Regions from separate parts of the Mus musculus genome. Here regions 1, 2, 3, 4, 6 and 7 are each linked to region 5. The links are chromatin loops, found by intact Hi-C in ENCODE. Cell type or tissue: left cerebral cortex. All regions are shown on one strand. Region 1 has its middle 34 kb from the start of Gm46089. Region 2 overlaps Gm29260 (a long non-coding RNA gene). Region 3 holds the start of Gm46091 (predicted gene, 46091). Region 4 overlaps Pantr1 (POU domain, class 3, transcription factor 3 adjacent noncoding transcript 1). Region 5 holds the start of Gm28175 (a long non-coding RNA gene). Region 6 has its middle 64 kb from the start of Gm36678. Region 7 overlaps Gm29260 (a long non-coding RNA gene).

Region 1 (4,000 bases), 280 kb before region 5:
GTCCCCCCCCACCCCCACCCATGCCTTTCTCTCTGCATGTTCTCACAGTGAAAATAACACACGTATAATACGCCAACCTTGCGAGAACACAAACTGCCGGGGAACATTACCTTCTGGGCTGTGGCGGATTCATGAGTTCCCACCAGCTGCTTGGCTCTGTCCAGACATGTTCCAGTGATCACCCTGTTAAGACTGGCAATTAAACAGAGTGTTATAGCTAGGAGACCCCAAATTTGATTCTATCCTTCTTTCCTCTTTGCAGAACTCAATTTGATTTTTTTTTCCTCCTGTGCAGAGAAAAGTATGCATGGGTCGTTGATGGGAGTATGCGTATAACCCTGACACAGGGAAACAAAAGTGCCAGCCCTGTATAATAAAATACAGATTCCCTACCATAGAAGAAAATGAATTTTACAAAGGTGCAAATCCCCCATAGTCACTTCAAAGAACTGTGTGGTGGAAAATACACCTACTTCTTGCTATATTTCAACTGTCTTGTCTGTTAGAATGGCACAAGAGCTTCCTGGTTGGTTAACCTTTAAATATATAGAGAGATGGAATGTTGGTCTCATCTGAAGAAAGGAAAAGTCCAGATTAGTAAATATGAAAATCTTGCAGGTGTACAGTATGCTATAAAGGTGAAACTACAAGAAACATCTACAAAGTGTTGTTAGAGAAAAAGGAATATTGACAAAGAGCATTATACAATTATTTAAGACAATGCTCTGCGTGCTGAGAGAGAAAATGTGTCTTAATGTAGGACTGTTGGGATACACAGATTGTCAGGGGAGCTGAAAATAGTGCAGGGATGACCAAAGTTGAACGACCTAATGACTCGTGACATCTCTCCTTAAAAATAAATCCGATGGTGACAGAGGAATAACACATTAAAAAAAAAATTCCTCACCCGACCCGCAACCGGATTTCACATTATTAGTGCGGGCAAGTAAATTTTATGTGATGGTTTGTTGTATTTAAAGACAGTGTAAAACTCTCATTGCAAACAGTTGTTTACAGTGCGTTTTTCAGTACCGAGCTGTTTTAAAGCTCAATTGTGCATTTTGCAGATAAAGTGGGAAAACTAACTGAAGGCTGTATTGTAAGCAGCGGTTGCCGTGGAAACCCCAGTTTCAAGAGCTGGTTCTCCATTACCACTTAATTTAGGCTTCCTAATTGCATTCCACTAAATCGGCAGCGACAATATCTGCAGAGCAAAACTGCATGCCCAGTCTAGCGCAAACCTCTTTGAAACAGGCTTTTTGAAAGCCAGGAGCTATAAAAACTCAGCATGACGCGGGGCATATGAGAAACCTGTAGTTCAAATGTACCACTGCCTGCTTTCCAGTCCTTGGTAACTTCAGTGCGCTCCACACCAATCTATTAGTTCAGTCTACCTTAAAGATCATAAAGTTCTGTCATGTGGAAACTCATCTGTCCAGCAACACATTGGTGCAAAATAGATTTAATTGTACTCCCGGCTCGGTATCATGTCCATTTCATTTTACTACACACCAGCAGGTAGCCGGCACGCAGCCTCACTTCCCTTGAACTGCCATTGCTCTACAATGTGAAGAGAACAATACTTTCTCAGTCTAAAGTATTTGCCACTGTTGGGCTGAGTAGAGAGCTAGACCGCCCATATGTGACCTGAAGAAGAGGTTTGTCAGAACCACTAGACATAAAAGCGTTCCAATTATCGACCACACTGCCTTGCTAGAGGCAACTAATATGATAGTGTGAGCGACTGCGCTAGTGAGGAGCCCCTTCATCACTGTCAGATTACCACTCCAGTGAAACTCTTGTAAATCAGTCACATTATGCTACTGGTGGAAAAATAAACACAGACCTATTGTGCTCCGGATTCTGGAGGGCTCTCGGCAAACGGAGTTACACCGGACGGATGCCCTATTTGTCTGAATTTTTGTCATGTTTAGTATTTGGTGATTACTAACGTGGGAAGCGTTGGCAAGATTGAAGTTACCAACTGCGTTGAGATTCTGCAAGGGAAGCCTTGGCCTTTGGTGGCCAAGGAACAGGACAGCCTGGCTTTCTGGCAGGATGGGGGAGGAGGGTCCGGGTGTTGGGGGGGGGGGGGCTTGTGTGTGAGCGTCCAGTGGGAGAGGAAGCTGCTGACCCTTGATTGACAACAAAATCCCACAATTCTCGTTTTCTCTTTAAACAACGGATGCTTTCAAGCAAAATGCCTCACTATCTCGGAGCACAGGACTTCGTGCCAATCCTCCGCACAGCTCATCATTTCCTCGCTTGGGTCCTGAGGATTTGGCATCTATATTAGAGGCAAAGAGACTCTTTTGCTCCTAAGAGACAAGTAAATAACTACAGCGTTTTATCCTCTCCCTGGCGTCGGTACACGTTGCTAACGCCGCCCAGGAGCGGCTGCCAAGCGCTCCGCTATTGTCTCCTATCTCCCAAGGTTTTGAATGCCCTTGCCCTCCCAACTGCGGCTCTTCTGTGGGAATGAATGAGGCTTTTTCCAGGACAAGATTTTATGAATGAGACAGACTGTGTATTACAAGGCAAGAGGCTCCTGTGCATTCTTCAGATTAAAAAAAAAAAACAAAACCAAAAACCAAAAAAACAAAACCCAGTGTGAAGAGAATCCACCTCCCAGATCCAGTGATGAGAAGACAGGAAATCAACATCGCTGATGACATTTTCCCAGAAAGCCACTCCAGGAAGTCATGGGACAAAGGACAGATGCTTGAGTGCAAACCCCAGGCCTAGACAAGCTGAGCCAAGGTAGACTCTAACAAGTCAACGGGAGCAGGAGAAACCTGCTGCTTGGCGCTCAGTTTCCATCAGGGACAGCAAGGCCACTGCAGTAGGTGTGGCAGTACGGAGTGGCAGGATCATGTTGTCACTGCATTTGACACACGAAAATCACAGCTGTCTTTAGGAACATGTGACTTTAGGGACAAAGTATGAGTAAATTCCAGAGGTAAAATTCTGGGCTTTCCATTACCCTGGTGTGGACCTAGTCAAATTATTCCTTCCCAGTGCCCTGGACCCGAAGCATCTGGGCACAGGCCTTGATAGCTTTTGAACTGTGACGAGCTAGGTGTTGGGTGGGGACCATAATGATTCTTCTGTTGCGTGTTTTTTTTTTTTCCCCTACTCCATGGCTGGATAAATCTGAGCACGTGTTTTCTAATAATGTTAATTCACAGGGACCAGAAGATGGTTCAGTGTTTGAGAGCGTACTCCTCTTTGGCAGAGAATCTCAGTTTCTGTTTTAGTACCCATGTTAAAAGGCTCACACCTGTAACACCAACTTCCCAGGGTTCTCTGGTATCTCTGGGCTTCTGCACTCACACACATGGACCCCCTGCCCCAAGCAGACGCATAATTTTAAAAATTAATCTTAAATATTGATGTTCTGCCATCTTGCAGTCATTCAGTTTATAAAAGCCTAAGTTTCGGTGCTCCCCACCCCCACCCACCGCCCTCTACCCCGTCAGGTTCTTGCTAATTTCCTCTTCGCTTCCTCTCAAAATTGCCTCTGATTTTATCTGCAATTTTTTCCACTTACACTGCTTATCTCTCAAACACCTATGCAACTAATAAAATTAGAGACCTATGCCTCCTTTTCATCCTAAACAATTAGTTCTAATCCCAAAACATCTTTGATCTCCTCTTCATTATTCTCAGACTCAATCCCAAATCTTTGGGACATAGCTTCAGTACCCCGGAGCAAGAAAACCGCAGCAGCTGAAGGAAAAAAAAAAAAAAAAAAAAGATCACCACTGAACACAAATCACAGAGAGTTGCATACATAGTTATGAGGAAAAATTGTAGCTTAACGGTGTTGATAGAATCAATATCGTCTCTGATAACAATATACCCCAGGTTCTATTATCCATCCAGGGAATGCCAATACCATAGAACCCACAGAAGACTCTCTGTCTAGGTTTATCCTCTGTTAATTCCTAAGAGAATTGTATAAATCCAATCAGATACCTGAAAGATCCTCTCTACTCCA
Region 2 (4,000 bases), 450 kb after region 5:
ACACACACACTCACACACACACACACACACACACACACACAGCAGTAGCCAAGGACAAGACCTCGCCGTCTCACACTGAATGATTGCCTTCACCTGCTTTTATGTCCCGTCACTTATTTTATGAAGGCTTAACTAGAAGACCTCTCCCTATTCAAGAAGAAAGAATATTTTTCTACCAAGGATCTTACAAGCTCAAAGGCCATTTAACTTAGCTTAGCCATCTGGTTTATTTTGCATTAAAGGAACTTCTCATTTAATTTACCAGTCTATAATAGGTAACTTTTTCAATATGGAGCTAAAGGTCACTATTATATGTAAGGAAAATTAAGCCGACGTTCTCAGTTGCCTTACAGTTCTCTTAGTTCAACTATGCCAATAAATGAACATGTACAACAAGCCGAAGGGCTTTTTATTACAAATTTAATTCATTTCTCTAGACAACTGTGAAATTTGCCATTGACATCAGTCATTACCCCAAGGCGAACTAAAAGATGATCTCAGTTAATAAATGGTCCTTAACAAGGAACGCTCCCATCTCCTGTGATATTGGCACAGGCACATTTTATTAATGCAGGGCTTGCTTCCTGCCAGAACACCAGCATTCACGACTATTTGGTGTGCATGTTTCCTCTTCCTGCTCCTGATATTAATAATTATACAACAGGATAATTAGCAACACAAAGAGACAGTACTATGAGCTTGAAGCTAGATTTTCAGCGCGTTAACCTTCTGGGAAATAAAGAACAGAAGCATAGAGTCGAGCCAAATAACCAATGCAGGTTGATTTCACAGTGTGTAAAAGGCTAATTATCTGTGAAAAGTCTGACCTCAAGTAACAGAATTACAGAAATGTTCATGCATTTTTATTTTAAATAAAACTCAAAGACATTACTTCAGCATCCTAAGGAAATCTGCATAGTCAAGGCACGAGGGAAGACATTTGAAACTTAAACAAAAATAAACTCTGTAGGGTGTGATAGTGTCTGGACATAAATGTTACTGATAGATCCAGGCACCTGAGATTACAGGAAAAAAAAACCAAACAAAAAAAAAAAAAAAAAAAAAAAACCTCATGCATCTTTTCCTACTCTCAGCACACAGCCATCATGATGGGGGGTGGGAACCTCAGTATGCGACAGAAGTAGGTTAAGTGTATTTTGTTTACTGAAGACAGGCTACCATAAAAAAGAGAAAATATTACTACTTCTTTACAGGTACCATATGTAATTCATTCTGATATAGGAATATTTATCCACTAGCAGTAATAACAAACTACAATTTTTGTCATGAAAAAAATAAATTGTATTTGCAAAAAGCAAACACATTACAGACTGTGTAAAAACGCAACATTCCCATTTTCTAGTCAGAGTTCCAATTTATTGAAGTAACAGAGCAGAAAATGCACTGACAGCTGTTACATTTTATTGCGAATTAGTATATAGGTTTTATATCCAGTGAGCAAACGCATGATACATTGTATTCCAGTAATTGCCAGTGGCTTTCAAAATGGAAACAGGATGATCTCAGTGCAATTATGCTCAGGAGAGCACACAGAACAGTCCCCAGCTCCACACTGCAATACTTTAACAATACTAACATTAAGTATATTTATTTCCTTTTAGTTTCCCCAAAATTAAAGATCAAAGAGGTCAAGCTGGATTCAAAAGCATCAGAGGTATTTTTCAACTGCTATATGTGACCCCCCTCATCCCACAGTACAATTTTTTTGATTTAAGTCCATGTAGTAGGATATTGTAGTTCAGGATTCCAGGAAGGTCAAACACCTCCTCCCTCCTCCCATCTCCTCTCTCTGGGTATATTGTATCATTATTTTACTTCTGGGATGTTTCCTCTGTTTCTCTCTTGGCCCCAGAATGTAAGGGGTTAAGAGACGTGAACAGGGTTAAGTTTTGGCATGCTTTAGGAAATGAGCTGTATGCCCCTGGACTCCTCTTTACTCAAAACAGACAGATCGTTTTAGACTCCTTTCCTGTTCTCCCCCAGTAGCTGTTCTTTCTCGCACATGACCATTAGCTACAGTCCTGGGGAAAGAGCCATTTGTTTTCATAAGTGTTAACTCGGATTTCATGGCTCGCCTTACTAATTCTTAGGACTACAGAATTACAGGTACATGCGCTGCAACCTTCTAACCACTCTTCCAGTCAGTTCTCATTTATATGAAGCAAAATTTTGCATATCCTAAGAAGTCTATTTTCCCCTGTTTTTGCAAACCTTTATAACCCACTTCAATTGCTTGGCACCTCCTCCTCTGACGCCTTCCCCACCATCCATCTCTGCTGGAGCCTTCAATAAATCCGGCTGTCTCCTCCCCTCTAGTGGTTGCCAGCCAGCCTTGCAACAGAGAAGCTGGGACTGCAGAGCTCATACATAGAGGGACACTTGTGCTCTTTTTTTTTTTTTTTTTTTTTTTTTTTTTTTTTTTGATTGAGAGAAAAGTGGGGTGGGGTGTGGGGTGGGGATAAACCCAGCAGTCTATCACCGCAGAAATAAAATTTAGCAAGCATTTAAAAGGATATTCTAGCAATGTCTACGGCTTCATCAACACCAACCTGCTGACATAGATTCGCGATCCCAGTCTGTTATTAGTGATTGAATTAATATCGTGTCACAACTTGTATCTGGTTTAATAAAAGAAACCCACGAATACAAGAAAATTGTGAAAAGCACTTAATAGGACTTTCCCCAGCCAAGGCTGGAAGGGAAATTCCATGCAGCTAGAACAACAAAGATCAAGGGCCATGCTCCTTACACCTGGCAAGGTTGTCCCAGGGCAGCTCAGGAGTCCCTTCATAGAACTCAAAGCGTGAATGCAGCATGGCCCCTGTAGAAGCCGTCATCAAAAGCAACAATAGCTACAACAGAAAACTAATGATGTTTGTCACCCTCGTGTCAGAACTGGTGGTGTAACAATAAAGAAGCCGGTGGTGCCCTTTGCCACTACAGTAGCCACTTTAAAAAATAAAATAAAACAAAAGTGATAGCTCAGCTTTCCTCGCCTCTCTCAGCTGGTTTTAACCACATAGAAATGCGCAAAGTTATCCACAAGGAAGCGACTCTGCTTAATCTTAATAAGAGATCCAAAATACTGGCCCTTCTTGCTTGCCTGCTAAAGTATTGATATCATGGATTTGTGAGTTTTAGTATTTCTAAATAAAGTATCAATTTTTTTCTCTCTACAGACACAATATACAGATAAAGTTTATTATCCCAGGTAGATTTTCTTTCACTTAATTGAAAATGAAATATTAATATATAGTTCTGCTCAAATTTAATCATGCTAAATTTAGTGAGGTTTCCTCACATGGTGTGAAAAATGACTAATGTAGAGTATATCCTAACTACAACTACTAGGGTCTAGTGACCAACATTCCCTACTGAATTCTTTGGTAAAAATAGGATCCAAAGACACACACGGCCTATTCTTAACAATTGTTAAGTGCGTTCCCCTAATACATGCCCCCCCCCCCCACAGAACAAAACAAAAAAATACCTGTTTTTGTTTAGTGTAATGACTAAGGAAATAAACTTTTCGGGGAGATTAAGTATTGATCTGAAGAAAATAAAGTGATTATTTTTAAACATTTAAGAAAGTTCAAAAAATTAAAGTTGATATTAATATTGAATATCATTACATTTTCAGTAGCATAACAAATGTGTACAGATACAGTGTAGAGGTAAGTCTGAGTTCTCCTTTAGATCCCACTATGGACTCTGTCCAAATGTCTGCAGGCAGCTGGCTAGGGAAAATGAAGTATGCTTATCTCCCGCTTCACTGAAAGGGGTCCTGCAGGGCCTGATAGGATCTCAGCGGAGACTGAAGTGAGCTGCTTCCTTGGAGACTGCATTAGAGCTGAGCGAATGTGTAGAACTGGAGCTTGGGGGAAATAAAATAAATCAGATATGGAAAGACGTACATGATCTGTCACAATAGACTTCTAAAACGTGAAATCAATGAGGAATCTGAAGGATGGTAATTTCT
Region 3 (4,000 bases), 430 kb before region 5:
ATTTTTATTCCACAAAATCGGTCAAGTAAAATTTTGTTTGGAATAAACAGCATTAAAAGTACCCCAAATTAAAACATTGTATGATTTTATTGGTAGGGTCTTGGCAGCAATTCTCATCCAGGGTTAGAATGCATGATTAACCCCCCCCCCCAGGAGACTTGAGCTCCCACTCTTCAAGTGGAATGGGGCTTCCGTTCAACGGTGTGGGGGGTGTCCTCCTCTCCTCTCCGACCCTACCATTTATGTGATTTGTGGGACATTTGCCGAATTCGGCAGGAATCTGTTGGGCCTCAGGGCTACGTCTGTCTTTCTTCGAACGCATTCTAAGGGCATTTTATTTTATTTAGAGTGCAGTTTGCATAATAAAATTAAAAGGCTCCCATTACTTCCCCTTTTCTGCCAGCGACTGCCCAAAAAGGTCTTTTAGAATGTTATTTGAACATAGAGCGGTCCGCAGAATCCGGTTAACAGTACTTTTCCATGGAAAAGAAAAAAAGAAAAAAGGGAAAAAAGCTAAGCCTCAAAGCGAGAAGGGGCCCGAGGTAAAAGGAGTGAGGTGGAGGAAAAAGCTGGGCGAGATGGAGGAGACTGGAGCGGGCATGAGAGAACGGCAAGACTGCGGAGGATTCAGGATTAGGTAGATAAAAGCTGAGTCACCCAACAGGTCTTTGGGCACACAAGGAAGAAAACACACACACACACACACACACGCCCAGAAAAAACCTAGGTGCAAATTGTACCCATCTTTGGGGCCTGCTTCTCTCCTGGCCATAAGAGCGCTGCCTTGGAGCTTGGCACCGCCTGCCTGCCTTTGTCACCCGTTCTGAGCGCGGCCACGAGCTCCCGCGGCGGGCTTTGTTCCCGCGGAGCGGGGCAGGACCCCTAGCACCGCCGCGCGATCCCGACCGCCCCTGAGCTGGGGACCGTGGGGGTGGGGAACTCGCTACAGAAAGGGGGACCAGAGAAGCTCCGGTGGGCAGGGCGTTTGAGCCCGGGAATTAGTTTCTTTGCTCCTTTCCGTAATTGAGCTGTTCTCTTCTCGCGGAGGGGGTCTTGGTTGAACAGGAGGCAAGAGAGCTGCAAAGGGGGCGCCCGTTCTCGCCCGTAGCTGGGCAAAGAACTATCCGCGCTTATGTCCACCGATTTGTATGGTATGCATGCAAGGATGGATGGATGCATGGTGGGATTGATGGATGAGGAAAACCAATGAATTGGGTCATAGGATCTGGGCTCCTGGTTCGGGTGTTGACGACTGCAGGGCGTCTCAGGTTGGGGTGGTTAATTAACCCGTAAGACCTGCTCTCTAGGTGCTTTGGGGCCGCGGGTGGGCGCTGTGTATATACCCTTGAGGTCAAGGAGCTGTACAACCACAGCGCGCAGATCTCTGCTGTGGAGGCCTGTGGCGAGGGACAAAGAAGTAGATACTGGGAGCGAGCCGAAGAGAGGCGCGCACTGGAATCCACGCACTCATTCGCACACCCAGTCTCGGGCTCTACCCCATGAACTCCCTCCCCCCTCTCCCAGGTACCTAAGGCTCTGCTTCTGTAAAGTTCGTCACCACAGAGCCCTCTCTCTTTCCCTCCTTTCCACACTGCTTTTAGCTAGTTGGGTGTGAAAGAGTGTCACCCTCTTCCCAGCCATCCCCAAAGGTGTGGGCAGATTGCAAGAGTTGCGCCTGTTATTGTTTGTCAAACAGGCCCTTTCTCTTGGGAGATGGTCGAGGGGCGTGAGGCGGATCCTGGGCCAGGATTACATTAATCAAAGCATTATTTCCCCAGAGAAGTCGAACACAAATGAGAATAAATCCTAATAAAATTGGATCGCAGAAAAACGGAACACTTTGAGTAATCTGTGCTGCCTGATGAAATTCTCATATTTATAAGATGGGGTTTCTCTAAAATGTTTTCTGCACACCTCTGGCCTTGGCTTGGCTTGGGAATGCACCAGAAGTGGGGTTGGGGGGGGGGGATGCCACTTTCTCAAGCTCAGCTGAACTTCTGCAGCGAGTTGGGGACAGAGTTACTCGGGTTTGTGTATCACAAAATCTGGTCTCAGCTTTACTAAGACACTTTGCTCCGGATCTGCTCACTAGTACTTGCAGAAGTCCAGGGTCCAATTAAGCCTCGATTGATGTCCTTGTGAGGTCCCGAACTTGTTCTTTTGGGAATGTGGTTCCTTCCTTTTCATATGATCAAGATTGTAGGGTGGCCAAAACCTCGTGATTGGGGGCACGATGTCTACAGGGCATTTCCTCCTCCAGCCTAAAGCCCAGCCTGTTTCTAAGGGAGACTCAGGTCACTTAGCTTCATCAAAGAGCTTGTGTCCTGTTTGGTGACAGGCAGCGAAGCCATGGGTACAGCTTGTCCACGAGATTTCTAATACTTTCTGGCCATCCCTATGAAGCAAGGTTCATATTTCATCTTTCTGTGTCCCTCCAAGTGGTAGAAAACTTTTCTTGTCTTTCGAGGCTTTTTGAGAGAAAAGGAACAACCCCCCCCCCCCATTCCCAAACCCTTAGAGGAAATGTGAACCTGCAGAATCGCTTAGCCAGCAGACTATCTCTCCCTGCATCCTGCATCCAGGCATCTTCTAGCTACGGAGCATAGAAAACAAGCAAACAAACAAGTAAACAAAGCAAAAGGATTGCGCACTTGCGAGGTCTCTTAGATGGTGACCAATGTGACCATACCATCCCGACCCCTCCGGAAGGAGCTAGCCCTAGTGCTCTGGGGATGGCGGGCCAGTCCCGAGGGCGCCTCCGTGAGGGCGCCCTCTGCAGGCGGACTCGGAGAGGGCTCGCGCTTGTGTCCAGCGTGTTGGGTACCTCAACTGCCCGCGTGCCAGCCAGGTTCTCCCATTCGCTCACTCACAGCCCCAACCCAGGCTGTGCGACTAGGCACTTAGTGCCGCCCCCCCCCCCCAAGGCAAGTTCTCTGCAGCTGCGGGAAAGAGCAACCAAGAATGCACCCCCACCCCCAGATCCTTGCTGTCCCCTCCCGCCGCTGCACGCCCTCCACTGAAAACCCCCTTCAGCCACCTGCCCTTCGTGCTTCTTCGGTCGCGGCCCACGCGCTCCAGAGCCCGCCGTGCCTCTCTGCTCCCTTGCGGGGCTGCTCCATGAAGGACAGGGCTGTCGCCCCTTAAAGGCGGACGTCGCCCCAGAGCCTGGACAGAGACACTGCTGGGAGTAGTGTGCATGAGCACGTGTGTGCGTGTGCTAAGGCGTGTGCGTGTGAGTGAGGCGCGCGCGCGCAGGGCAGCGCGGGGCAGGGCAGGCCAGGGCAGGGCTTGGAAAGGCAGGACAGGAGGCGCAGCAGGATGCTCAATGCTAGTCGTTTTCCACCAGTGTGGGTACCTATAGTGCAGAGCTTTGAGTCCTCTGTCTGCCCCAGGCTTGTTTCCTATCCACTGTACATCTCCCTCTTTCGGTTAGGTCATCTCTGCAGATCCTCAGAGATCTCCCTTGTGGTCCCTCGTGGTCCGTGGTCCGGGGTTGTTATGGACAGCCGGCTCCACGTGAGCCAAAGTAAAGCCTAGAGGGACAATACTAGCTAACAGACAGCATCTTACAGCTTGGTCTTGCTTTAGCCTAGGGCCCATGCACTCAGAAGCCACGTTTTAGGGAGTTGAGGAGAGGTTTTCTCTCGCCTTGGTCTTAAGGACTGTGACTAAAAGGTTTTTGTTTTGTTTTGTTTTTGTTTTTTTATTTTGGAGGAATAGGGAGGAGGGCTGCAGCCCACAATCATGGTCTGTCTTGCAACGTTTCAACTTCCTGGCTCCTTTCCAGTAATGGGAAATTTTAGGAGGAAGTAAAGACACCTACCTCTTTTCAGTTCTGAAATAATGACTTCCTATTCTTCTAGTTTGTGATTTCCATAATTTCATACAAAACAGGGGCTGTCAATTATCGCTACATGAGAACAAAAGTGGACTAGTTGAAGGAAAGTTGGGACAAAATAAATTCCTCTCTTTTAAATCATTAACCAGGAACTTTTTTTTT
Region 4 (4,000 bases), 430 kb before region 5:
TGAGTTTCACAGTACACGCTTTCAAAAGCCGTCTCAGGTGGCCTGATGAAACGGGATAGCGCCTCAGCAAACAGATCCACTTTCTTTCTTTGCAAGGAGGGTGTGCACGTTCGGGAAGCCCCCCAAACGCTGTGCTCCTCAATAACAGAAACGCACTTCTGTTCCCAGGTCTGTCCCCTTCTCTCCCCCCACCCCCCACGTACTTAGTTCTCAAATCGCTCCCCAGCTTCCCCCCTCCCACCCCACCCAATCCTCCCCCTCCCTCTGCGGAGTGTGATTGTTTTGTCTGGAAAAAAAAATCCAAAGTATATAACAAGGGGAGAACAGTTAGTGCTGATTTTCATTTGCATACATTTTCATATATTTTGGTGAAAATAATAGACGAGAGAGAACCGGGCTTAGAGGAGTCAGTGTAAAGAGAAGGCTAAGGATAACTCGGCTCTGGAGAGTAGAGAATATGCCTTCTCTTCTGCCCCTCCAGGAACCTTACTTTTTTTTTTTTAAACAAAAAACAAAAACAAAAAACAAAAACCAAAAACCAAAAACCAACCACCACCTTTTATTTAAAAGTCTAACCTTGGGAATTTGCTGGGTAAGTGTTTTTTTTGTTGTTGTTGTTGTTTTGTTTGTTTGGTTTTTCTTGCTCTGCTTCCTCTTTTTCCTTCCTTTCTGGTGTATTGTTTATTTGTGTTCTTGAAGGTTTGGAAGCTTTATTTTCATTGCTTGGGAGGAGCGGGGAAGGGAAAGTGTGTGGAAGGGAGTTAGTAAGACAGGTCTGACGTTGCTAAAATAATACATAAAAAGGTGGACTGATTCCAATGGCCCTCACAGCAAGAGCTTTACCCTTCTGAGAGAGAGAGAGAGAGAGAGAGAGAGAGAGAGAGAGAGAGAGAGAGAGAGAGCTATTAATTTTAGTTGTTGATCATGAGAGGGGTAAACCCTAGAAATGAGTTGTTTACTAAACATAAATATTTCTTATTTGGAATTTTCCCCAGAGAATCAGGGCTGAAGAGGGAGATGCCTGGCCTGTCTTGGTGGGGGTGTCTGAATTGTGAGTCTGCCCAGATTAGGACAGGGAGCTGTAGGATCCAGTGAAGAGGGGAGGGGGCTGGCAACCAGAGGGCAGAGGGCTAGAGATGAGGAAGAAGTGAGGGAGAAGAGGCAGGAAGTCAATGTCCCCCTAGTTAAAGCTGCAAGTGGGGAGCAGGCGGTGTGTGCTGGCTCAGTAGTGAAAACCCATCAGAAAGAAGGTGATCAATCAAAACTAACCAGGATATCCTGGGTCTCCACTCCCCAAGGACAATGGAGCTTCAGTATAGAGAACCAGATTTTCCATGTTTTCTATTTTTGACAGTCAGATCTATCCCTCCTTATCACTATCTCCCGGTTTTATAAAATTCAAGGATATACTTACTTAAATAAATATGGCCGAAAGAAATAGCGATGCTAAGTCCAGGCCAGTGTGATTATGTTACTTTAGTGAAATGGTCTGGGGATGATTTTTTAAATGCTTCTTGGATTTGTTCTTTTGAAGAAAGCCACATTGGGAGGGGAGTATCAAATGTCTGAAATTATAGTGCACTTTTGTATACAGAACACCTTGCAATTTTGAATTGGTAATTTATTTGGAAACAGTTGATGCTAAATCAATGCAGTGGTTTGTAATGAGGGAGGAAGAGGTGTCAGTTGAGGAGGGGCTCAGCATCGCCAGGTTCCCTCCCCTTGTTTACAGCCTTGCCTCTGACTGGGGTTAACTCCGTGTGCTCCATTGGACCAGATGCCATATAGAGCTGCTCCCTGAAGATCATTTGTTTCCTTGATGGGGAACATTTCTGAGCAGAGCATATTGGTTGCCATAGAGAAAGAAATAAAAGGAAGAACACTAGTCACATTAAGCTATATGTTTGTGCACTGGGCTTTAGATAAAAGGACCTTGATTCAGCCAAAGAGGAGAAGCCAAACTAGAGATTTCTAGGACTACTAAAACTAGCTTTATTTTGTTTTGGACTTTTACAGTTGAAACATATAAGCTAATTTTATTGGTTGTTGTTAATTTTATATGACACGGTTTACTGAACAAAATAAACTTTGCTTAGCAGTACACTATTGACTAGTCGGCAGGGGGCGCACTGACTCGACTTAGCAGTAGCTGAGGAAAATGTAGCCAGTTCAAAAGCAAATCAGTCTTTCCAAATTTGCCAGAAGAACAAACACCCTTACCTTTCCTGTGCATGTTCAAGGGAAGAAAGGAAATGATTGGGCAACACAGAGTTTTAAAATACCAGGACAGTGGTCTCTCCCACACTAGCCATGTCTGTAAAAGACCCAGGAAGCCAGAGGATATTGAAACTATTTCCCCATTTCTCTCTGGAAAGCGTGGTTAGGGCTGTTTATAAAATAAAATGGGCTGGGAGAGAGAGAGAGAGAGAGAGAGAGAGAGAGAGAGAGAGAGAGAGAGAGAGAGAGAGAGAGAGAGAGAGAGAGAGAACCGTTATGGTTACAATATAGGTTACTTAAGAAACTATCTTTCAGGCTGATGATGGTGATTGTTTTTTTGGAATTGAACTAGAAAGCAAAATGAATTCTGAGGTAGTATATGGTATATGTAAAAATGATGGTCCTTTCAGCAGGGCATAATCTCACAACTGGGTATAATTTAGGGTCTTGAGCATATAGCAGGTGCCTGGGATCTTTCAGTCCATTTGATACCTAGTAGCTACTTTCATTCTTACTGTTTTCAAAGGGTTTAATAGTTACCCTTGAAGGGCTCTGTAGAGAAAAGAAAATACAAGCTAGACAGAGGATAGAGGTAACCGTGGACTTGAACCTTTTTAAGGACAGATAAAGAGGAATTTTAGTGGAACATAAAGTTTCTGCCCCTAAGATTTTTTTTCCTTTTGTGTATGTGTGCTGCCAATGAAAACCCTGACAAAGAACGAAAAAGTTTTGTAGCAAACTAGGAGGCTACCTAAAACAGTGAAGAGCAAATCCCCTTGGTTTTGAGGATTTAGTCAGTTTGTCTTACACAATTTTCCCAAGAAGATTTAGAGAGTTACTAAGAAAGCCAAGGCTGGAGTGACTAGGGTGTGAAGCTGGCTTCCACAGTGCAGCTGAAGGCACCTGTGAATAAAGGAGTCACAAAGCCTGACCTTTCTGATAGCTCTGCTGCTCCTCTAGGGGTGGGGGTTGTTGCCACTGGCTTCTTTTCAACACTGCTCCAAGCCAACCAGGCTTCAGCCTTAAGTTTTTCTGTGAAACTAATTTTAGCAGGTCGGGGTTGGATTGAAGTGGGATGTGAATTCATCTAGGTTTGAAAGATTATAGGAATCCTGTAAGCAAGAGACACTTGCTCAAATACACGTATACCATATGATTTCACACTGGACCTTACACATTTGGCGTCAGAAGATGCAGTGTTAGGTTTGTGCTAATAAACTCAAGTGGAGAATTGAGGAAGGTTTCATGCGAACCAAACCACTGCCTTCCTCCTCAGCTCTGCATTGCAGACAAAAGATTTCCAGGAGAAGTCCACAGAGTGGGACAAACCCCAAGCTTAGCTTGCTCTGCATGCTCAGGGCTGTTCAGAGCATTCAGAACGTATTAGTAGGGAGGGGACACTTTGTTTTTTTTATTCATCCATATCGCAAAACATTGGTGAAGGTCTCCGTGTTCTTCATACAGCATGTTCTCCTGTGTTATAGTTTCTTGGAGCTGTGGTTGTCTAAGCAGCTGTCTGTTCTCTCTCTCTCTCTCTCTCTCTCTCTCTCTCTCTCTCTCTCTCTCTCTCTGAAAAATATACTCAGAAGAACAAGGAAGTGGTGGGAACCCCCGTGGTCCACTTTCAGCAAAAGAAACAGAAGAATAAGAATTTGGGGCAAAGCAACAAGTTAATTTGAGGTGACCTGCTGGTTTACAGGGGCCATGTTAGAATTCTGCAATGACTTAGGGGATAATCAAGGATCAATGAAGATCCAAAGTTGTGGGCAAAAGCTACAGACTT
Region 5 (4,000 bases):
AACCCATTGTGGGATCCGTGGGCATCTGTTTGTTATGCATGCACACTTGCTGTGTGTGTGCACACTGTGTCTAACGAAGGGTCACCGCCTGCCTTGGCCAGGAAGAGGTCCTGTGAAGTGGGAAGGCAGAATAGGGAGAGTGGGACTTGTTAGTAAATAGGCATCATTTAAAAAAAAAAAAAAACTTATTATACTATACTTTCATTTTGATATTCAGTTCCTAGAGTTTGGGTGCTGTTCAATTGTTTTCTTGAAAGAAAAAATTAAAAGCAATTTTGAAAGAAAAAATATCTAGCTGTATAAAATAAAAGCAAAATATTAAAAATTTGAGACAGCCCTGAAAACCATGAATGGTCACTCTTGTATGTTATAACGGTCCCAGGGTCCTGAAGAGTATGTTATGTGTCCTTCATCTCTGAGGGAGCTTCCAAGCCAGGACCCACAGCTGCACAGAGACTTAGCTCCACAGTGAGATACAAATGCCTTAAACAATGTGCTTTCCCCATGCCCTGGCAGCAGCCACTAGCAGAGGAAGTGGAGAGACCCACACTCCTTACTGAAACAGCCCAGATTCATCCCCCCTATTTGGGTTTGCCAGTAATTTTCTTAGAACAGCTTTCCCCTTTTCCAACTTAGACTGGCAACCAGTCAATAATAATGTTTACAAATGTAAAGGTCTCCTTCAATTGATCATTTTGCATTAGGTACGAATGCACACCACCAGCATAATTAAAACCTAAAATCCAGAGAGAGCCAGTGGGATTTGTTCTCTTTATACCCCTGAACTATTGCATCTAGGCCTCTCTATAACTAGGGCAGTATGTTGGCTTCACTGGGGCTTGTAAGCTAAACGTACCCTCCTTGCCTTGCTGCTATAATTACTCAGAGTGTTCATTAAGCAAGAGTTTCGCCTTACTATTGTTTTTACTGTTAGGGCACCCTGTTTCTGAGGAAGAGAAAGATGTGACTTCTTAGCAGATCTAACCCCCAAATTCAACACACCTGGCCTTTGCTTTCTACCTAGTATGCAACCGTGAATATGCAAATGACCAGTATCTCATTAATTTATTCCGCAGGCAATCTTCGAATGTGAACCAGTCCTGTACCACTAGTACCGGAACTGGTACGATCAGGGCTGCTGGAAGCAGCTGAAGGCTGTGGCTGCATATTGAAATACTGTTTCATCTTTATTCTGTCCTTTGGCACTCCAATTCAAACAAAGACTCTTACCTTCCTCTACTTAGCGGGCAGCCAAAAGCAAAAGTGGAAAAAAAAAAAAAAAGAACGGAGGGAGAGAGAGAGAGAGAGAGAGAGAGAGAGAGAGAGAGAGAGAAATAAAAGAAGAAGAAACGAGGGGAGTCTAGGGTTAATAATAAAGATCTTCCCTCTACCACCAAATACTAACCAGAGGTGATTCATGGCTCCAAGAGAACCTCCAGTGCAAGCCAGCCTCTCAGCAGCCTAACTTGTCTCATCTTGTTATTTATTGGGAGTTGGGTGGGGGAGGGACTGAGGGCGACCTGCTTTCTGTGCTGCAATGCAGTTGAACAATCTTTCACTTTGCCCACATTAAAAGCCCTGAATAATGTTTATAAAATGTTAGGGAATCCCGGTAGGTTTCCTATTTAACAAGCCATGTATGACAAATCACAGTGTAATGTACTACGTTCTTAATCTTTAATTAGAATGTGAATATCTGCTAGAAACGCTGTTAACTTTGACACGTTAAATCTTCTGGTTAAAGTGTCTTACAGGAAGAGCAGAGATGAAACACTGTAACAATCTCCCCTTCTCTCCATTCACCCAGACGGTTGGGGAAAGATGATAACATCTTGTAATACCTGCTCTGTAGTAATTAATCGCTGTGGTATTTAGGACCATTCAAGTAGACAAATATGACAGAGACAGGGACAATTAGAAACCTCGTTCAAGCTACATTAACTTTTCCAGCTATTACAGCACGGCAGCTCAAGTTTGCTTGTAAAAGCTGCAGAGGGATTGCTATGCATTAGCCGTGCGATTATTAATGAAAGAAAAGGAGAATTGTGTTTATTGTAGTTTGAAAATTGCAAATAAATTTCAATTATCTGCTATGTCATTTTGTTAAACATGCACTCTGGAAATGCCTTTGTATTCTAAATCATGAGCTACTTAGAACAAACTAATACCAGAGCCCCTCAGGGAGATAGGACGGCAATATTTTTGTAGAACTGGACTTTTTTCTTTTTCTTTTTCTTTTTCTTTTTTTCCCCCTTTGGTAGAGGAAATTGGAGATGGGCATAACTACCTGAATGGGCTATTCAGGTGGGAAGGTCTATAGCGTCCTGGCATAGATTTGGCCGCTATGGACCAACAGGGTTTGAGTCCAGTGTTACCAGCAGACATCAGGGCAATCAGAACCCGAGTGCTAAAAGAAACCCAAGAAGCCCTCACTCCTTTGGGAGCAACCTCAAACAATGATAAGAAATCCGTTATGATAAGCAAATAACGTAGACTACCTCTCCCTTTTCTAGTGGCAAAGCCAGTGTTGGGGAAAACAGGGAAATCTACAAGAGGTCCTGCTTAGCTGTAGAGGTGATAGGGTAGTTAGTGCTTCTGGTGGACGGCTCCTATCTTCTGCTCTCTTGAGGATAGCTGCCAGTCACTTTGAAAGGCAGACCTTGGTCCTGAAACACACACAGGCACGCGCAGACACGGGAAACAGAAATAAGCATGCTCAGTTTCTCTGCTGCTTTTCCTGAAACCACCAGTCTTGCAGGGCGGGCAGACTCTCCTGCAGCAGCAACCCGTCTGTGTGTCCCCCACCAAAACTGTTACATGGTACCTTGCCAGGGGCTGAGGAGTTACCCCGTGGCCCAGCAAACCTCCCCTATCCAAACTTGCAATCCACCCTGCTATGTTTCCATCTTTGCAGAGCTCATGTGCCATTGGTACCCAGTTTATTATTCGATGTGACTGGCCATCAGGAGCTGAACGTGAAAAAATAATCCTGGTGTTCCCTGGAGCTGGGGACCTGATCCAATTGTTTTCTGTAAATCAAAGAAAGACCAGCTTAGCATGGCACAAATCTGCATCCCCACCCCGGAATCTGTTGTCACACACATACACACACAAGAAAAAAACCGTTCAGTGCCCAGGAACAGTCTCCCCTCTCAGCCGCGCTGCGATGATGTCAGCTTTCTGATTACAAACTGCTTATTTATGCTTCAACAGCTGCCAAGAGCAGCGAGTAAGTGGCTAAAAGAGTGTCTAGACCAGGCTTTCAGGCCGCTATTGTCTGGGGGTTGTTACCTGGTTGACAGCGATGGGTCCAGCTGCCTGGTGTGAAAGGCAGCAGAGATGGCGAGACTGTGATTGACAGCTGGGCCCTCTGGGTCAGCCCGATGGCCCCGTGTCTTTATATTCCTGGCTCCAAAGGGAAAGCCAGGGTCCTGCCTAGAGGTTGGAGGTGAAAAGAAATGTTGGAGGGTAATGAAAAATCTTTTGGCCAAATTTGTGATCATGAACACTTACCCTGGGGAATCAAAGCCAGTCCAAGTGGCCATGGGGTAAAACCAGAATGAGGACCGGGAACTCGGGGAGGGATTCGTGGCTAGTGATGCCCCAGGCCTTGCAGGGGCTGGGAAGGATACCTAGGCACACAAAAGCTCACTTTTTCTTTTATCTTTTTTTTTAAACTTTTTTTCTCCTCCTCATTGTTTTCTGTTGAGGAAAGGAGACCCCCTAACCATGTCTTTGGCTACCTTTTACATTCTCCATCCGGGTTGTCAGATGAGACTTCAAAAACCTTCCTTTTCGGTGTTCTTAGTAGAAAGCAGACAGAATCTGAAACAGCCCAACATTTGGGGGAGGGAAAAAAAAAGCTTTGCAAGCTGATCTCAATGCGTAATTAGAATTTACAACCTTTGAATGTTCCTCCCCTGTTTATTTTCAGCTATAACCTCCATCTGAGATTATAAGTGCAGATTTAAATGTTCCAAAATGCCGCACTCCACCCTGG
Region 6 (4,000 bases), 230 kb before region 5:
CAGGTCCCCGCAGAAAAGGCCAGTCGAATCCACTTCTTTTCTGCCCATCACTGGGCTCCTTTTTCCTTCTTTGGCAAACCTTTTGAACGGTCTGTTGTTTCCCTTTGCCTGGTTATGTAGTGTTGTGCCTTATGCACACCAAAAGACAGGGCTTTGCTCCTGCACTCCCCTTGCTCAGTTCAGGTAGGGTCAACAGAGGAACAGTAAAATCAATGGATCATCCTGGCCTCTTGCCTTCTGCCCATTTCTTGTTTGTCAGCTTCTGATTGGTGGGGGTAGGGTGTTATTATTAAGCTGGGACCTGGGCACTGTCCTGCTTTGGCTTCCTGGGCAGCATCGGGGACAGTAGGGTAGGAAGTCTTTGATAACACTGGGTTTCTGCTCATTTTCAGCAGAATGGGTAGAGCTTTGATCCAGTTGGTGATGTTAAGTACCCCGTAGTGGGTAGAGTGTCTTCTCACCTGTCCCGTTCTGACAGATGGTTGGCTCTCCCAGGAGTCACTCTGATCTCCAAAAGAGTTAGGTAAATAGCTGGAGTGAAGGAAACAACTCTTCCGACCCCTTTAAACTCCTGAGTTTGGGGAGCATGTGATATCCAAAGCGTTTGGCAGTCCCATGCCTGCTAAATCTCTGCTTTAAAAACCTGGTATCTGACTGCAGCGTTGGTGTCATTGGAGGAAATAATTTTACATTTAAGATTTCAGGTTAAGACTAAATACGTTTTTTCTTTACCCCTCGTCCCTAAGCTTGCTCCTCTCTAGACTCCGGTCAAGGGTAGAGAAGAGCCTATATCAATATTAAATAAAATCAGAAAGAGCCACCCTGTACCATTTAATGTTTTGAAGTTGAAAAACATGGGTGTGGCGGGGGGCGGGGCTCACTTCTCTTAGGATACTGTTCTGGGTTACAAGATTTCAACGGGTATTTTGACTGATAAAGTGTGTCTGCCTTCAGAGGAGACACAATTTCCGTCATTTTCTACTATCAGCCCATTATTGACAGGGTCTGTCTGAGCTAATATATATTTTAAGAGAAAAAAAAATCAAGAAGACAGAAAGATTTCTGGAAGAGAGCCCTTCTCCAGGCAGGGCTTCTTGCTTCTTTTCAAGGCAGGACTGGACTGGATGGGGAGGCAAAACCGACCCTCCAACTAGGGCCTTGGGGGCTCTGTGACACAGGCCCACTGCTCTATTCATCCCGCGCACCTCGGGAACCAAGCTCGGCTTCCCTCCAGGATCACCCTTGCACCCGGCTATTGTTCCTGTCGCCTGACTTCTGCTAAGCTAAGTTCCAGCAAGGTGATCTGGAAGAAACGCTGCTGGCTCCCAGGCCGCGACTCGCCTTTTCTGCGGGGACCTCGGGGCGCAGGCGTCCGTGCTTTGTGCTGGGCGCGCTGACCCGGTCGCCTGCTCTCTGCCGGGACGATTGTTCCCTCATTAGGGCGGCCTGGAGCTGCGGAAAGGCTGGCGGCCCTTTCCCACAATCACTGACAATGTGTGGCAGCAGACGTGTCGCAGAGGCGGGCGAGGAGAAATGGAGACGATGTGCCTGGCTGGAATGGGGCGCCCGAACGTTTCTTCCCACGCTGAACAGGAGATTCAAAGTTCTCATTGCCGCTGACAGTGTTGACTAAGGACTCCTTGGAAATAGATTAGGGATAGAACCTACAAACTCTCACCTCCACGAGGAGTTCCAGAGAATCAGAGACAGTGAGCAAGCCTGCAGGTGCGGCTGTGCACAGGCACCAACTGTCTGGTGCAAACAGACTGAACTCTGCCCTGTGGGAGCTGGGGGGCATCTGTGGGGCCACAGGCTGGAAAGAGCAGGCAGCTGCGAGCCAGTCCCAGGCAAGACACTTGTAAATGACCCTTTAAAAGAAGGCGTTCCTGGGAGCGCAGCTGTCAGTTCCCAGCCTGCTTCTGTAGTCAGGGATCTGTCTCCTGCCTGTCCTACTGGTAGCCCCAGTGTGGCCCTAGTGTGCTCCTGACCATACTCCCAGGTGGATCTCATCTAGGCGAGGGAGTCCCAAAGTCACTCTCTTCCACATCTCGGTTTTCTTCCTCTGGGTCAAGGCAGTGAGGACACTGAGCCAGACAGCCCTTCTGTCTCACCCCCACCTACCCAGGCCAGTCCCATTGAAAGGGCCTTCTCTAAAACTCAAATAAAGAGCACAGCTTCAGAGAGACGGAGCCCAGGCTCAAGGGGAAAGGACAAAAGCAACTATCTCTGTCTCAGCTCTTAGATGTATACAAAAGGATTCTTAGGCTGTGGAACGCTATTTGAGTTGTAATGCAATACCCGCCCACAGGGGTTGCATAGAAAGTGAATTTTGCGAAGGGTGAAGTGGGGATAGTTCTCCTTATTTTATAAATATCAGCAGCTCCTCTTATGTGAGAATGTAAAAATGTGTAACAGCTTTCTTTTTGCATTAAAAAAAAAAGTAGGTCCCCAATGGGGGAAGCGACAGCATTTAGCAGCCGATAATTTAAAATTAGGTGCCCCAATGAAAACTTGTTTAAAAAAGATTAGAGATAATGTAAACACACATTTCACCTTAAAACTTTCCCCCAAACAACACACATTTGCTTCTTTAATTGAACATAAATATGCAATGGAGGAAAACTCTTTCTATTTCAAGATGTTGTTTGTATGAAATATTGAAAGATGTTATTTGTATTTACTTTGATTACATAAAAAATTTCCAAGTACTTAGAATTACTATTATGGAAGAATGGGTGATAATTTTCAGCTCACAAAATAATGTAAATACCTTTTTTTTTTTTCAAAATACACCAAATACCTGGGGTGGCCCATTGACCCGTTTCTGATCTTGTCTGAGCTCATCCAATGGTGCTTTCATTCATCTATTAGAAACAAGAGGTTGTGAGTGATTCAAATGCAGGCAAAGATTTAGTTCAGTTATGGGCTTTTGTGTACCTCTCACTTTTAATCAGATGGCTTCCTATTGTCTGTTTGTCTTAAAATCAAATGCACGAAGCCCCTCTGTTTCAGAAATATCGTTGTCTCAATTTAAGACTCATTAGATGTCTGCTCAAGTTCATCATGACTGGGTTTTGGTGGAGAAGAGTTCTAATTTTTGGTTTTCTTGGAGTCTGTTAAATTCCCGAGCTAGTAAATCTGCACTTGATCTAGGCCCAAACATATTTTGATTGTAAATAAAAAGTCCTCTTTCACAATGACGTTCACCGTGCAGCTGGAGCCGAGTAATTTTTATACAGGTCTCAGCAATCAATAAAAAAGCCACGGGAGGAATGATTTATCTTGTTGGTTACAGAGACTGTCACCAAGAGAAATTGTAAAAGATCAATTTACACAACCTGGTGTGAGAATGCTATTGATATAACATGGTTGATCGAGTTCTGGTCGTCTGAGTGCAGGCATTGAGAAGGGAGCACTGGGCAGCCGTAGGCAGGCCAGCCAAGGTCTTAATAGACTGTGCTTCATAAAGTAGACACAGCCAATGATCACTGAGGTGGCAGGCAGGCTTGCACCCGCATTGGCTGCACTCTGATTACTTCCTTCAGTGATTGGTGTCAAGCATCCTCCCCCATCCTATTTTGCCACCACCACCACCATCACCCCCCACCCCGTGAGAACTGTTCACTTGGAGACTCCCTGGCTCAATTACAAAGAGCCCCTTTAACCAAAGGTCTCACAACTTGGCTCTCTTGACAGGAAATAAGGAAAAGAGCCTTCCTGGAAAAAAAAAAAAAAGCTCCACTTCCGCCTTCTCAAATTAGTTAAATGAAGCTTATCGATAGTTGGGAGTTGAGCCTTTGACAGTTGGATAATTGCAGTTGGTACATTAACTATGTTCAACCAGTGTTGTCTGTGACTTAAGTGAATAAAACTGTAAAGCTTAGGTACCCCCAGTGAAATACTAGAAGTCCAAATCTTACCGGAAATGTTATCTTACAAAGTGAAAATTTTACACTATGACATTCTAGTTGAATAAACATTGAGACTTTTAAACCATGTT
Region 7 (4,000 bases), 360 kb after region 5:
GTCTTTCTCTCTGAAATGAATTTGACCCAGAGTCTGAAAGTGAGAGGGTCAGAACAGAGCAGGTTCAAGGCCATGTATGAAGGTGAGTTCCAGTCTCTATAATAACCCTCGAGGCTGGAGCTTCACAGCTCTCAGTTGCTACACTTCTGAATTATTCTCTTGAGATCAGTCAGGTACTACGTATGGGCTGGATAGAAAATAAAATTGGAATACTGGAAACTAAAAACAGAATTGCCATATGGTCTAGTAATCCCATTTCTGGGTACATATCCAATGAATTAAATCGGGATGTCAAGGAGACATCTGCAGTCTCATGTTCATTTCAGAATTATTCTCAATAGCCTAGACATGGAATCATGAAATCAATATAAGTATCCATCAATAGAGGAATGAATATGAGAAGCATGGATGTGACACACATGCACACACACACACACACACACATACACACACACAAACATATATGCACAATGGAATACTATACAGCCTGTAAGAAGAATTATATTCTTTTATTCATGACTACTTGGATGAGAGAGGAAAATACATCAAGTCAAATAAAACTGGCACAGAAAAATTTTATATGGTATGATATTTCTATACAAAGTATTTAAAATGTTTGATTCAAAGAAGCTGAATAGGTTGGTGGTTATCAGTGGCTGGGGGTGGAGGAGTTGATAAATGTATTCATGATCAAAATAAAGTCATTCAGTCAAGATTATAAACACAAACTTTTGTGAGTTGTTGTACTGCCTATCATAGTTTATGATATGTTTCAAAATTTATAAACATGAATTTAATATTTTTATCACACACAAAAATGTGTTACCAGATGTCTTAAAAACCTTGACCAACTATTTGTACAATATATACACAGACCAAATATGAATTAATTGTCATAAGCATGCACAATTATTAATCATCAAACATTTTAATTACAAACACTCAAAAAACTGAAAGATTATAGCAAAGTCACATCAGAGTTTAAGAGGCATCTGTGTGTACTCATGTATGTGCATGCATGCATGCCTGTATGTAGCAGGATTGACAAGAGTTTTGAAATTGAATTTACTCTCAAATTCTGCCCTTGCCTTAAATGGCTGTCTGTAATGAAATCCTTGAGAAGCGACGTGGGAAGAGCCAGCTTGGATGTGGAAAGGCAAACTTCTGCATACTCATGTTTCCAGTTATAAGAGATAATCGCTAGCCCAGTGGGGAATGCCTGTTTTAAACTCTAACAGTGCAAGTTTGAAAGTTTTCTTGCGTATCATCCTACAGGAACAAAACAAAATCCATACAACTTATGTAACTGCCATTTATGCCCAGATAGAATTACTAACACGCTGTTTGTTTTCACTCTGTAGTATGGGTGTAGACATTTTGTCTTGAAATTGGTTGACTTTCACATTAAATAGAGCATGTGCACGTGTTCTGGCTGGGAATCAGTTTGTGGATGCAAGGTGGGCTTTAAAATGTCCCTTTTCGGTAGTGACAAGGTTAGCTTCATTCAGTAAAATGTCAAACTTGACTTTCCTGTTTTGGGCCACTTCTCGCTAACGGCAGACTAGGAACATATTAACGTCATTAGACAGAGCCAGTGAACTTTCTTCCTGGTTAAATTATGATTATGAAAATGATATTGGTTAGTATAAAAGGAGAGTGTTTTCTTCCAAATCATAAGCTTGATCATTTTCAAGCAAAAATAATTCTCACTCAGGAGCCCAGGAGCGCGTGTTCACAGCGCTTGATTTACACATGTATGTGAGTCACAAATATATTATGACAAATGCAATTTAAGTTATATGCATTATAATGATTACATTTTAAATATTGAAATTCTTCTATGCTTGGTATGGTTATCGTTCCTCGATCTCTACCTGCTAGTGCCCCGTTTGTTAGCAATAGGAAGCTGCAACAGTGAGTGTTGTTTTCTCTGAGTACATGAGTATGTGTATGTAAATGCTGTGATTTTTGTCCTGTGTAAATTGATTCTCAGATTCAGATTCATAGATTCACACTTTCTCTATTGGGAAGCGCTGCCAAGTGTGTGGCTAATAACTAAGGCATCTGTGTGCAGGACTTCAAACCTAGACCTTCAATGGATCTGCACAAAAATTCCATTTGGCAGCCTACATGATATGTGACATCCACACCTACCCCATATGCGATAGAGGTACTCCACTCGATGCCTTGACAAATTCTGTTTGTTTGTTTGTTTGTCTCCTAAACTAGTTGCTTTCTTGAAGCGCAGTTTGTTATTTCCTTAAATCCTATCTCCCCCTGCTGGCTGTGCAACATGGAGCCTGTCTAGACAGCATAAAAAATGACCTGCAGAGGATGGAAGCAGCTAGCAAGAATAAATAAATGTGAATAAATGTTCACATGTACACACATGCACATATAGTGAAACCAAGGTTTTTGGCAGTGTAAACTGTGCCTTGGATTAGAATTTTTAAGTCAGGAGCTTATAAACAATATTTTTTTTTTTAAATTAAGCAGTAAAACAAAAGTCTCAGGTAAGAGTGCATGCTTGTACATACAAAATGTCAAGTGTGCTGTAGTCATAGCTTTGATAGTATATTGTCATATAGACGGTTTGCTCTGTGACTTATGGGAATATGAAGGAGACACATACTCCTAGGTCTGTATGTCAATGCACATATTAGTAGTCCAAGATTATCAAGAAGCTAAGAAAAAGTTAGTGTGTTTTATATTACCTTTGTGGTCTTCTCACAGTAGAGAGAGGTGTACGGGCCTTTGCAGATTTCCCACCCTTTGGGAAGCAGACAGGTCCTCGGATTAGGCCATCAAGTGTGTAAAGTGGAATCATTCACGAAGACATCCATGGGAGCCCAGGAAGCATCGTTTTCAGAACTGTGTCTACATGCTCTGCAATTTACATTAAATTGCTATGTTTTGGTTAAATGGCACCTTAGTTCCCAAGCTACTCTTTCAATAGTTGTTTCTTTAATTATTATTTAATTTTGTGGTTATGACTGGTTTTCAGTTAAAGAGGGTACTACTGACAAATTCAATTAAATGAAAATAGAGGACTTAATGGTCCATGCTAATGCTTCATTTCATACATAATATTTTATCATTTTCTGTGCAAATTTGTAATGAGTGCTTGGTTTGTATTAATAAATGCTTACATTTGGGCCACATAAAGTATAGTAATTAAAATAGTTTCCTAATAATATTTACTTATAAGTGGTCTAAAAACAATTAACCCATTGATTCCAATTACTTTTTAGAAAACCAACTTCGAAGATTATGATTCTTTGGCATCAAAATATTCTCTCTGTTCTACTTTTAATAAAGCACCCGGGGTGCTCCTTTATTGTATTTTAATAGGGCTTGTCATGCATCTGCCGCAACACAGATTGCATAGACTAATGGCAAACAAAAATTTTAAACAAAACTACCACTTTTTTTGAATTAGGAACAAAGGACATGTGTTCCGGATCTGATTTCCAAATATTTAAACTGAGAAATGTAACTGTTTATTGTATTGAAATGAACAAGGGTGGGCTGTCTTTTGCTCTTTAAAGTAAATGTTTCTCTATGGCCTCCCCCCACCCTTATAACCTATAACAGAAGCCATCTGTAGACAATTTACATTCCTTCCCATACCAAGAGAAGATATTCTGCCTCTCCAAATGAACGAAGATCTTATTTACAAATACACCACAGAACCTGTTCTTCACAACTTGGTCTGCAAGAGCAAAGCTCAAAGTCAGACATGCTCAATGTGATATTTACAGGCGAAACAGGGAAATAAGAGTTTTATCCTGCAATTTGTAAAGTGGGAATTGATACATTTGCTTAGAGTTATTTCATTTTCGACATCAGATGACAGGGAGCTCACCGGATTTCTGAAATGTCTCCTTCAGAACTGCAGTCAAGATATCAGGTCTCATGAGAGCTCCAATAGGAAAATTCGAAATGTTGGTGACACTGTATGGTGTTATTTTCCCCCTGGCACATTTCACCATTGATTCTG

What was found. Peaks named below come from ENCODE experiments on the same cell type or tissue, not always from the same donor. Only the 100,000 strongest peaks of a DNase experiment are listed, where the experiment ranks them.
Region 1: it touches region 5 in a loop (2.5-fold over the local background); 7 of 42 quality-filtered maps call a loop at or near these places.
Region 2: a loop joins it to region 5, with 6 times the contacts of the local background. A loop is called at or near these places in 6 of 42 quality-filtered maps.
Region 3: it touches region 5 in a loop (8-fold over the local background); 7 of 42 quality-filtered maps call a loop at or near these places.
Region 4: a loop joins it to region 5, with 8 times the contacts of the local background. A loop is called at or near these places in 7 of 42 quality-filtered maps.
Region 6: a loop joins it to region 5, with 2.2 times the contacts of the local background. A loop is called at or near these places in 2 of 42 quality-filtered maps.
Region 7: it touches region 5 in a loop (2.9-fold over the local background); 6 of 42 quality-filtered maps call a loop at or near these places.

The regions. Positions count from the first base shown.
Region 1 is chr1:42,537,542-42,541,541 of GRCm38, reverse strand. No RefSeq gene overlaps it. Among named protein-coding and RNA genes, the nearest start is that of Gm46089, 34 kb to the left of the region's middle. In left cerebral cortex, no CTCF peak of the experiment used is centred here; DNase peaks (open chromatin) are centred at 1,517, 1,794, 2,299, 2,727 and 3 more places; H3K4me3 peaks cover 1,785 bases; H3K27ac peaks cover 2,131 bases.
Region 2 is chr1:41,808,841-41,812,840 of GRCm38, reverse strand. All of the region lies in intron 1 of Gm29260 (a long non-coding RNA gene), which reads right to left. Among named protein-coding and RNA genes, the nearest start is that of Gm29260, 68 kb to the right of the region's middle. In left cerebral cortex, a CTCF peak has its summit at 2,324; DNase peaks (open chromatin) are centred at 1,533, 2,310, 2,789, 2,879 and 1 more place; H3K4me3 peaks cover 913 bases; H3K27ac peaks cover 1,544 bases.
Region 3 is chr1:42,683,748-42,687,747 of GRCm38, reverse strand. The region is part of intron 1 of Pantr1 (POU domain, class 3, transcription factor 3 adjacent noncoding transcript 1); the gene reads left to right. Gm46091 (predicted gene, 46091) reads right to left here and starts at 3,210. Exons shown (of 3, transcript NR_168293.1): 1 at 3,038-3,210. In left cerebral cortex, a CTCF peak has its summit at 2,775 (motif pointing left); DNase peaks (open chromatin) are centred at 1,438, 2,147, 2,790, 3,207 and 3 more places; H3K4me3 peaks cover 3,604 bases; H3K27ac peaks cover 3,978 bases.
Region 4 is chr1:42,689,533-42,693,532 of GRCm38, reverse strand. All of the region lies in intron 1 of Pantr1 (POU domain, class 3, transcription factor 3 adjacent noncoding transcript 1), which reads left to right. All of the region lies in intron 1 of Gm46091 (predicted gene, 46091), which reads right to left. Among named protein-coding and RNA genes, the nearest start is that of Pantr1, 3.3 kb to the left of the region's middle. In left cerebral cortex, a CTCF peak has its summit at 2,113 (motif pointing right); DNase peaks (open chromatin) are centred at 2,137 and 3,248; H3K4me3 peaks cover 3,698 bases; H3K27ac peaks cover 3,782 bases.
Region 5 is chr1:42,257,263-42,261,262 of GRCm38, reverse strand. Gm28175 (a long non-coding RNA gene) reads right to left here and starts at 3,411. Exons shown (of 4, transcript XR_865384.2): 1 at 3,292-3,411; 2 at 1,406-3,029; 3 at 1-110. In left cerebral cortex, no CTCF peak of the experiment used is centred here; DNase peaks (open chromatin) are centred at 1,913, 2,774, 3,066, 3,919 and 5 more places; H3K4me3 peaks cover 2,249 bases; H3K27ac peaks cover 3,666 bases.
Region 6 is chr1:42,489,270-42,493,269 of GRCm38, reverse strand. No RefSeq gene overlaps it. Among named protein-coding and RNA genes, the nearest start is that of Gm36678, 64 kb to the right of the region's middle. In left cerebral cortex, a CTCF peak has its summit at 2,298; DNase peaks (open chromatin) are centred at 1,590 and 2,230; H3K4me3 peaks cover 690 bases; H3K27ac peaks cover 409 bases.
Region 7 is chr1:41,896,246-41,900,245 of GRCm38, reverse strand. It overlaps Gm29260 (a long non-coding RNA gene), which reads right to left. Exons shown (of 6, transcript XR_373362.3): 2 at 2,715-2,886. Among named protein-coding and RNA genes, the nearest start is that of Gm29260, 160 kb to the right of the region's middle. In left cerebral cortex, a CTCF peak has its summit at 2,288 (motif pointing left); DNase peaks (open chromatin) are centred at 139, 1,238 and 2,255; H3K4me3 peaks cover 264 bases.